2 separate regions of the Homo sapiens genome follow, and region 2 is linked to region 1. Evidence: chromatin loops called from intact Hi-C (ENCODE). Cell type or tissue: heart left ventricle. All regions are shown on one strand. Each heading gives the region's core, and the rest is flanking DNA. Links, peaks and the distances in the headings are about the cores only.

What was found. A loop is a pair of places that touch in the nucleus more often than their neighbours do. Peaks named below come from ENCODE experiments on the same cell type or tissue, not always from the same donor. Only the 100,000 strongest peaks of a DNase experiment are listed, where the experiment ranks them.
Region 2: a loop joins it to region 1, with 2.1 times the contacts of the local background. A loop is called at or near these places in 25 of 110 quality-filtered maps.

Annotation. Positions count from the first base shown.
Region 1 is chr18:23,140,804-23,146,175 of GRCh38, reverse strand. All of the region lies in intron 1 of CABLES1 (Cdk5 and Abl enzyme substrate 1), which reads right to left. Among named protein-coding and RNA genes, the nearest start is that of CABLES1, 8.0 kb to the right of the region's middle. RefSeq lists an enhancer at 3,032-3,081. In heart left ventricle, for the core only: no CTCF peak of the experiment used is centred there; a DNase peak (open chromatin) is centred at 2,049; H3K27ac peaks cover 299 bases.
Region 2 is chr18:23,212,251-23,217,622 of GRCh38, reverse strand. It overlaps CABLES1 (Cdk5 and Abl enzyme substrate 1), which reads right to left. Exons shown (of 10, transcript NM_001100619.3): 4 at 3,569-3,646. Among named protein-coding and RNA genes, the nearest start is that of CABLES1, 79 kb to the right of the region's middle. In heart left ventricle, for the core only: no CTCF peak of the experiment used is centred there; no DNase peak of the experiment used is centred there.

The DNA.
Region 1 (5,372 bases), core at 137-5,136:
CTTCTTAAAACTATCGAAGTAGACATTTTGCTTTATAAATAATTTGGTCAATGAGTAAAGTGCTTTAAAATAAAAATCAACGTGCTAGGCACATAAACATTTTTGGCATTTTTGAATATTTTACTAGTATCTGGTTGAATGGTTTTTCTTCTGTTTATCGTAAAACCTAACTTAGATTTACATATACCCTGTGCTTTAAACCAGGGACAAGATTGGGTCCCTCTTGCACACACATATCATTACAATATTCTAAAGTCATAAGCCCCTGGTATTTGCACGTTCTGCTTTACAAGCTCTTGTCTGTGACCAAATGTGCAGTAATAAGCCCCAAACCACAATGAATGATAACCTCATTAAATATGATCTAGTGCGTAGCCATCCAAACTACTAAAACAAAGAGGAAAAGACAAACTAGCAAACTCCAATTAATTATACGTTCTTAGAGGCTTTTCAAAATCAAACAAACATAAAAATACAACATTACACAGTTGGTAAAACAGGGTAATAGCTAATGATTTCATGATTCCCGTATGTAATACTAAGTGGTCTGAGCCCCAGAATCTGTGAAAAGTTTGGTGTTTAAATGGTACACAGGCTGAAACTTGAGGGGGACAGATATTTTTCTAAAGTGGAAAAAATGGATAATGGTGACCCTGGGGAAAATTTACATCATTATGTTAAGCAGCAGATTCTTATAAAAACTTCTGGTTTTCAACATGCTTCCTTTGATAGCGACATTTTGCACAGCCCCCAAAGAGGAGAACAGGACAAAAAGGATGTGTGAGCCAGGCACAGTGGCTCACACCTGTAATCCCAGCACTTTGGGAGGCCGAGACGGGTGGATCACAAGGTCAAGACAGGCAGATCACGAGGTCAAGAGATCGAGCCCAGCCTGGCTAACATGATGAAACCTCATCTCTACTAAAAATACAAAAATTAGGCCAGGCACGGTGGCTCATGCCTGTAATCCCAGCACTTTGGAAGGCCAAAGCAGGCAGATCATCTGAGTTCAGGAGTTTGAGACCAGCCTGCCCAACATGGCGAAACCCCGTCTCTACTAAAAATACAAAAAATTAGCTGGGCATGGTGGCAGGCACCTGTAATCCCAGCTACTTGGGAGGCTGAGGCAGGAGAATTGCTTGAACCCAGGAGGCGGAGGTTGCAGTGAGCCGAGATTGCGCCACTGTACTCCAGCCTGGGCAACAGAGTGAGGCTCCGTCTCAAAGAAAAAAAAAAAGAAAGAAAAAAAAAAAGGATGTGTGGTAAAGCCTTAGGTGCACATGCTGATAACCAACTCTCTGGAAGGGGAAAAAGAAAAACCTTGACTTACAGCATTGGCCGATTCCTGTGGTGTAAATATTCCCACCACAACCGATTTCAGCAACCACCTCAGATTCCTCAGTCGTCTCCAATAAGTGGGTAGGAGTCAGCTCCAAGACACTACAGGGTCTGCAAGAAACCCAGCTTAGAAGCCAGGAAAACTAAAGTTCAATTCTAGCTCTAGATTCCAGCTATGTGGCCTTAGACAAATTTCCTTAACCATCCAGCCTCAGTCTTCTCAGCTCTAAAGTAGGCAACCTGTTTCACAGACTGCCACGCAAATAAAACAACATACGTGAAGGATGTGGCACACAAGAGGTACTCAGAACTCCATACAAGTCACCTCCCTCCTGAGGGTGGGAGAGACAGGCTCAGGTAGGGTGGGCTGGGTGGTGCAGCCTCCACAATCTGTCTCACCTTAGCCCCATGACAGATTGTTTTAGCAAATTAAGAGTCAGGAGCAACTGCTGGATGAAAACAAAGACCTAGAACGTTGTGGGGTGGGGGAACAGAATCAAATTTTCCTCCTCTTACTGTTAGGGAATTGGAGTTTCATTTGTGTTCCCTATGGAGGAGAGATGTGGTCTGTTCCACCAAAAGCTGGCCCCAGGGCAATCCATCAAGCTCTGACCAGACCACGGAGGAGGGGCCCTCCAGTCAGACCAGGGCTGAAGCACAGATCCACAGGGAAGGAAGAGGCCCAGCCAGGAGCGTGTACGAGCATGGGGAGAGCAGCGGCTGGCTCTGTGGCTGACGGAGCTGGAAGGAAGGGGCCTCTTGTGGGAGGCCTTGCCCCAGGAGAAGCCTGAGAGTGCCAGAGCCTGGGGCACGGAGCAGCGTGGGTGCCCTCTGTAAAGACAACACAGTATGGCAGCAACAGGCCTCAGAGGGTGTGTGGGAGCGGGGGAGGTTGCAGTGGCAACCAGGACCCAAGCCAACAGCTGCCTCGCCTGAAATACCAGGAATTTAAGACTGGCAGGATCAGATGTGGGTTTCAGAAGGGTCCCTCTGACAGCCCAGGGGGGGAGGGATTGACAGGGGTCCAAACAGAAGCCAGGAGCCCCTCGGGCCACCACATTATCCAGGCTGTGAAACAAGGCAAGGAGGGTGCAGGCAGGCAGGAAGGGGCCAAGGGGACCTGCACACTTCCTGGGCACAGAGCACTGGGCTAGGGTGGGGGAAGCACAACCACTCTGTGACAAGCCAGGGAATAGGCCATGTGGTCTCTGTCGCAACTACTCGATTCTGTCCTTGTAGCACAAAGGCAGCCAAAGGCAAGACTTGCACGAGTGGGTGTGGTTTTTCCAAGAAAGTATTATTTATAAACAGCCAGAGGGGCAGTTGGGGAAAGGGTGATGCTGAGAAGATACAGCGGGAAACCCGCCCAGGGCGGAGGTGGTAGTATCATTCCCATTTCACAGACGAGGACCCAGCAGAGCTTTAAACTTTAGGAGGCCAGGTTCCTGTTGCTAATTGTACCATGCTCTATATAACACAAGATGTGTAATGTACCAGGTGAGTCAGAGAGGCAATAAAGGTGTCAGGGATTCAGCTGTGGCCAAGAAGAGAGGAAGCACAGGCAGGCAGAGGGCGGGAGTTAATTGCCAGAGTCACAGGAATCCCTATTTAAAACCTGGCCTGTCCTCTGGGCCCAAATGCACAGAGGTCTTCCCTAGATGACAGAAAAGTGGAAACTGAAACAAGGAAATCACAAGTGATCGGGAACCCTTGAGGCCATTTAGGTCAACTTCTGCTCAGTTCAGCTGAAGCCTATTTAACAAGCATGCATGAGCCTGACCTGTAAATTGTAGCACAGCAGAGGGAGGTGGGTCAGAGCACAGGACCCCAGACAAGTTACTTAACTTCTCTGTGCTTCCAAATGGAGGTGAAGGTAGTACTGTCTCAGGGTGTTTCTAGGTATGAACTCAGTCCCATCAAAGTGCTTAGAATAATGCCTGCCACATATTTGTTAAATAAAAATACCGTGTCCAAGGCCCTGTGCCAGCTGCCACAGGGAAGGGTGTGAAACGTCCCTGCACCCCTCCCCAGGTGGGGGGAGTTCAAACAACAAGCTCACCTCTAACCACTCACTCACCACTCTACCAACTTGCCCGTTTACTTATGTCACCCAGCACAGACAGGGACCATGTTTTATGCCTCCATCTCCCATGAGTAGGACAGCGGTGACTCATGATTGATACTCATTGTGTTCAATGTTTGTTGAATGAATAAGTGATACAAGGCATTAAGTCTCAATACCAAGATTTCCTTTTCTACATAACTGACAGATAACACTGCAACCTAAGTCACCCCCTGGTCACTCTGTGACCTTGGACTCCTGCCCCTCTGTGGTGTCTGGGGTCTGATATCAACATGTACAACAGTACTTTGTAAACCTGAAGGCCCTTTAGCAATAGAGGTTACTACAGATCATGTCCTTGGTGTGAGGGTAGTTTCATCTGGGGGACTGACTGCCTCCCCAGGCAGTGGCTTCCTGCTTGGATGGCCTCCTAACATTGTCAGTCCAGCTGCGATATTGCCCGTGCCTGAAGGAACACAGCTGAAGGTAGTTTTTAAAGTTCTCCCTTACTCTGGGGCAGCCCTATTCATTCATCCATTTATTCCTTCATTAGTTACATGTTCTGCCCATCAGAGCCACATGGAACAAACTTAATGCTACTTTGTACCTGATTCTGAGGTTGGATTATCCACACGTCCCCAGGCTAAACATGCCCCCAGACCCTGCAGCAGGCCACAGGACCGAGACACGTGGAATGGTGGACCCAGAAGGGGTGGCAGGCTCATCTGTCCCAACCGCTGAGTTCCATAAGGAAACTAAGACCCAGAACCCAGGAGTCTCAAAGTCCTGCTTTGACCTCTCTTATGCCACATCAGGTCACAGCACAGGCTCAACTGCACTGCCTCCTATTCTACCCTCCAGAAAACCTGCCCTTGGCTCTCTGCCACCTCACCGCTATCTTTCTGAAGAGAGAAAAAAAGTCCAGGCATCGGCGCTTCCTGGGAAAGCTACTGAGCACGTGGCGCAGAGCCATGTGATGGCTTCCCCACCCATTCAGAGAGCAAAAGCTCACCCTTGAGCTCACTGGCCTCCCCAGGCACTTGCCAGCAGTGAGCAGGCTTCCTATGTATTTCTCCTGAGCTCGCCCACATTGCAGGCTTTGTGACTGCAACAAGGGCAGCAGGGAAGCCTCAGACTGCGCCCACCATCCACAGGCCCCCGCCTGGCCTGGGGCTACAACTCCGACCTCCAAAACCCATGGTTGCTGGAAAAATGGCTCAGCAATAACTTGTGTTTGCTTACTGCTGAGATCAAAGTTCTTTACAGACTTCTGAAATCCTGAGGGGTCAGGTGGCTCACAGCTGGGGCACACACACACAGACTGGCGACTTGCCTGATGTCACAAAGCGGGTGGTGAAAAAGCTAGGAAACAGCATCCATCTCCCCTTTCTTACCCTGATTCTTGATCTGTGGTGGGCTCACATTTTTCTTTTCAGTCAAGACATAGATTACAATTACAGCACAAGCCTGGATTTCCTCCAAAGAGGGGCAATGCAGCGGGAGGGGCAGGCAGAAGCTCTAAGTCAGCTGAGCAATAGTGAGCCTGAGCTCTGCTATTAATTGCCAACTGGCCTTGGGCAGGCCACTTAACATCTCCTGAGCCCTGGGTTCCTTGGCCTGACAACAGGAACAAATCATCATAGTGGGTAAAGCCTCCCTCCTCAAAGGGTGGCCACTCTGCATTCCAGGGAACTGGTTAGAAATACAGAATCTGCTTTTAAGAGATTAAGTGACTCTAAATGCATTTACATTTGAGAAGCCCAAATCTGAAGCATTTAGCACAAGCCCACATTCAGACCTCGATTATAAATGTAAGTGCATTTTACACTAGAAAGGGCCTGAGACACAAGCCAAGGTTCTCAGGAGGAAACAGACCCAGAAGGCTGATTAACCCACCGGGGTCAAACGGCTGTCACAGTGGCACCAGCATCTGAACACAGGACTTAAGGCTCTTCCGTACCACAAACCCACA
Region 2 (5,372 bases), core at 124-5,123, 71 kb before region 1:
ATTTAAAAATCATAATTATGGTTAAGTGGGTTGTTTATAAATACAATGTCTGCTCATTGAAAAGTTTAAAAAGCATTCTGCTTCTTAATCCTGCTGCTACATCACAATATTTGGAATTGTGCTCAGTGTTTCTTGGGTGAGTACAGAGGTAGACTGTGCTGCAGAAACGAACATGTTCTTTTCTGTTAGGTCTGACAAAGGACCTGAAGATTTTTTTGTTATAGAAAAAAATCCTCTTCTAGCTGGGTACAGTGGCTTACACCTGTAATCCCAACACTTTAGGAGGCCGAGGCAGGAGGATCACTTGAGTCCAGGAGTTTGAGACCAGTCTGGGCAACATGGCGAGATCTCATCTCTACTAAAAATTTTAAAAATTAGCTGGGTGTGGTGGCGCGCGACTGTAGTCCTAGCTACTTGGGAGACTGAGGCAGGTGGATGGCTCGAGCGTAGGAGTTCGAGACTGCAGCGAGCCATGTTTGTGCCACTGCATTCCAGCCTGGGCAACAAAGCAAAATCCTGTCTCAAAAACAAACAAAAACAAAAAACAAAACAAAAAAATCCCTCTTGTGCACCTTGGTTTCCTCATCTATAAAATCTGGAGGAATAGTGGATTTGAATCTGTTCACACCTAGGATGTAAAAGGTGGGATCCCACACACTCATTTTGCTTCTCTGTCCAGGGCCAACACAGCAGCCAAATCTGCTGAATATCCTATGCAGTGGCCCTTTCTGCAACACAGGAGGCCTTCCCAAGCAGCAAGAAGGAGACCCAGGCATGAACAGACACTGTTTCCTAGCACCAACTGGCTGCCACCTAGCATTTCCCTGAGATGTTGAAGAGTGGAGGGCCACGCATATCCACAAGGATGTCCAGTGGAGATGGTCTGAGTGCCCTCTTCCTGGGTAATTTAAGTTAAAACAGCTTCCTAATGGCTTTGCAGAAATGTCGTTATCTTCAAGTTAATGGTGTGAGGTAGAAACTTCCCCATTCTACAGAGGAGCCAATGGAAGCTCACAGAAGCTAATAAGTAATAAAAATTCTAAATCTCCCAAGTTCTTCACAATGATTCTTTTTTACTGTCAGAAATATGGGGTCCTTGCTGAGTGGGCCCTAGCACTTCTCTGCATGCCACGTGCCATGCTGGAAACCTTGGATCCACTCACTCCTGGGAGCTACAGTTAACCTCTGGGAGGCAGATACCAGAAAAGCTCCATTTCGCAGCAAGGTTTCTGCAGATACAGAACTTATCTTGCCTGTCTGCCAGTGTGGGTCATGGAAAAACTTACGGCTGAACAGACTGGGGATTAAACCCCCATTCTGGCCCAAAGTTGATGTTTGAGATTTCAACTCTTAAGGATGGATCAGTGATGTCATCTACAAAATGGGGATGAGCACTTGGGTACCACAGTGAGGGCTACCCTACCCCAGACCTTGGGGAATAAAACGAATATGGACACTTCAAAGACAAGTGTGGAGAAGCCAAATTAAAGAAACAGAATGAGTCTTCAGCCAGGAAGATTCAAGGATTGCTTGACTGGGTATCTCCAGCATGTATTAAAAGTTGTAGTTGGCCGGGCGTGGTGGCTCACGCCTGTAATCCCAGCACTTTGGGAGGCCGAGGCGGGCAGATCACGAGGTCAGGAGATCAAGACCATCCTGGCTAACATGGTGAAACCCCGTCTCTACTAAAAATACAAAAAATTTAGCCTGGCATGGTGGCAGGCGCCTGCAGTCCCAGCTACTCAGGAGGCAGAGACAGGAGAATGGCGTGAACCCGGGAGGCGGAGCTTGCAGTGAGCCGAGATCGCACCACTGCACTCCAGCCTGAGTGACAGAGCAAGACTCTGTCTCAAAAAAAAAAAGAAAAAAAGAAAAAAAAAGTTGTAGTTAATTGTGTGTGTAATTTTAATGTGTCTCCCCTGCTAAGCTGTTCAGGGGCACACGAACCCAATCCATCCTTCTCTGCCTTTGTCCCGGGCACCTGGTCACATGACAAGCACTCAATAAATGAATGAATGAGATGGAGCTAAGGAAAGAATGTGTCAATCAGAGAGGTCAGCCAGGGAAACCCAGAGAAACGAGGCTGATGTCACAGTACCATCCAAGCTCTGGCCAAGAGAGGACCTGCTGGCAAAGAGCCTGCTACTGATAATACAGACACCCTGGAGGTGTATGCCCAGGCTGGTCACACTCAAACATTCTGGGCCCTTCGGCTACTACTTGTAATAAGATGAATTAACTGGCCTCTGGGGTCACACCAGGTCTATGAGCTGGTATGAGCTAATTTTGTCAAGGAATGAGCCTGCTCTTCCAATGTAGCCAGACCCGGGGCCACAGCAGGTAGGTCAGTCAAAGAGAGCTGCCCGAAAACATCTCTCTGGGCAGCCCACTGGCCACTAGATGGTCCTTAAACCTCCGAGCTGCAGGATTTGCTGCTACTTTTTCTAGAACACCTACTTTGCAAGGTTTGGCTGTAAGGATGTAAATAATGAAAAAGACGAGCTCAAAGTGTGTGCCTAACAAACAGTGCCATGATTATCGCTCCTTAAGGCACACATCTCATCAATGACTGAGTCAGGATTCCATGAATATAGATGTGTTTTCTGTCCCATGGAGCTGACAATGAAGAGTGCAGCTAAGGACCTTGGTGAATCGAATAGGCCGTAAGTCTAGCACATCTACAGGGGAAAGGGGAGGTCATGGTGAGCAGGAAGGCCTGGGGTAGAGCTCACGGAGATGGTGGAAGATGAACACATGGCGAATCAGCACCAGTGGCCATACGGCCCTCCTTGGGACAGTGGTCACATGTCTGTGGTGTGGCTGGCACAATGACCAGACGCCACAGCCAACATCCCATGATGCTTGACTTCTTACGCAGTGAACTGTCCTGACTTCGATACCGGTGGCAGCCTGATGACAGACACCGGATGCATGAAAAGGCAAAAGGAGCACAAGGAGGAAGGAACACGGTGTTCAGGGATGGCGATGAAGAGCGGAGGCTTTGCAAGGACGGACCCTCAGGTACTTACTTTTTTTCAGAGTGAAAGGAGGGGCTTGTTGATCTAGAGAGGGAAGCATTCCTCTGGCCTGTAGCTAGTTACCTAATCTCTGGTCCTGGAACCCTTTTGCTTTGATGTTTCTCTGTGGTGGCAGCTCCAGCTTGCTGGTCAGTTTCCAAACCCAAGCCCAAGATGCAAGGAGGTGGAATGGTCACAGGGTTTGTTCTGATTTCTTCCTTGACCTACCTTTTTTCCAAAGGTTGGCATGGCCCTGTGGAATATGGTGGGCCCCATAATGTTCTTGCTAAAGCAAGTATTGGATAAGGTAACAAAATGTAGATTTAGAAAGAACAGGCAATAGGATGGGACACACACGCACACACACAACGAGGAAGCTTTCTGGCTGAAAAGAAAGTGGAACATCTTTTTATCATTCCAGTGTACAAATACTGAATTTGCAGTATCAAAGCAAGGCAACTTCTTGAAAATGGAAAGGATGGCCACATTATGTACATTGGTGTGAGATCTTTTCACCCAGAGAACTACAAAGCATGCATGCATATACATACCCGACTTGGGTACTGTCGCGATACGGCAGCACTGAAAATATACTACAGAAGGATCTTCTGCCACTGATAAGGACTATTCTAAAAAATAAAAAGAAGAACAAACAACAAACACACTAAATGCAAAGAATCAAACTAAAAAACAAAATCTATAGCAATTAAGCATTCATGGCATTCATAGCAGTATTTGCACGCTCCCACCACCTCCTCTGGCAGATGGTATTCTGCTCTCCTTGCAAAATGCAACCCCAGCGTGGCAGAAGTGGGCTGCCTCTCCTCATCCCAATATTAACATGTGAGACACCAGCAAGGGTCACTAATGAGTACACCTGCACCCCTTCTCCTGCAAGACCTGCTTGCTGTGGGCTGCACATGCAAGAGGGAGCAGACAGATCTGAGTCCAGGGTGGCCAGGGCTGGGTGAGCAGTCATGCCACATTTAAACCATTGATTTCTATTTTGCAGTAAACAATGTGAGAGCAATAGCACCAGAAACTATGAGCAGGAAAGACACTCAGAGGCCATTATGATCATTAGGTTTTTCATCTGCTGGCAACATGTTAGGTTCTGAGAATAGATTAAGGGAACAATTACATAATCAGTCTTAGCCTCCATTCCTGCTATAAAGATACTACTGGAAACAGCTCTACATGATGGTCTTATGCAATCAAAAGCCACTTAAAAAAAAACATTAAAACAAAAACAAAAACCCTCAAAAGCACTTATCCTGGCATCTGAGAATAACTTTTGCCAAAGGGAACTGCTGATGAAAAACTGGAGAAATGAGTGGAAGAGATTTAAAAACAACATTCTTTGTAGCACAAAGTCAATATCACATCATATGGGGAAGCTTATTTACTTTTGTCATCCTTTCTTTCGACAACCATAAGACCAGGGAAAATGGTTCTACTACTACATGCATCAGGGTTTGGAGATTTCAACTTTGTTGTAACACTATGAAATTAAATCGTCCTGGGATGTAGTCCGGTTCCCTGGCACGGCAAACCAGGCCCTGTGTCTCCTGCTTTCTGTCTCTCCAGTTTCAACACCCACAGAATTTCCCTGATTTTACCGTTCTACCCGTGCTGAAGTACTTACAGCACCCCCACCTTAACAAAAAATCCTATCCTGCTGTTTTATACTTGTGTTCTTTGCATGCTATTTCTTCTGCCTATATGCCCCACCTTGAAACACCCAATGAACTCCTATTTATTCTTCCAAACGTAGCTCAGAAGTACCCCCTCCACGGAGTGTTTCCTGCCCCTCTTCATGGAGTTTTTTGTTCCCTTTTTGGTGCTGTCTCCAATTCCCCATTCAGACGTCCAGGAGGGCACGGATGTGATCCACACTGCTGATCATTTGCCTCCCTCCTTTACTAGAGGGTGAGTCCGGGCAGGGGTTTAGTGCGTGGTGGCCCCTCCATCTATGCATGGGTATTAGATGTCACTGAAATGCAGTGTGGGCCTCAGAGCAGCAACACTTGAATATCCGTCATGGGAGGGCAGGGCTGCAGGCATCCTATGCAATCAAAAGCCACTTTCGGCTTTTGGCACTTTTGGTGTCAATTCCATAGCAGTTCATATCCCCAGTGGTTAATGGGATGGGACCAAAGTAACACACTCAGCTTCGAACACCAGCTGTCACTTTTGTTTGACCTCGGTCAGCTTACTAACACTTCTGAGCCTCATTCTGCCCTTCTAAAAAATGGGATAAAATTAGTAACTATCTTATTGGAATGCTGTAAGAGTACATGAGCCCATACTTGGAGAACCCTCAGAAGAGCAGCTGGCAAATAGTACACACTCAAT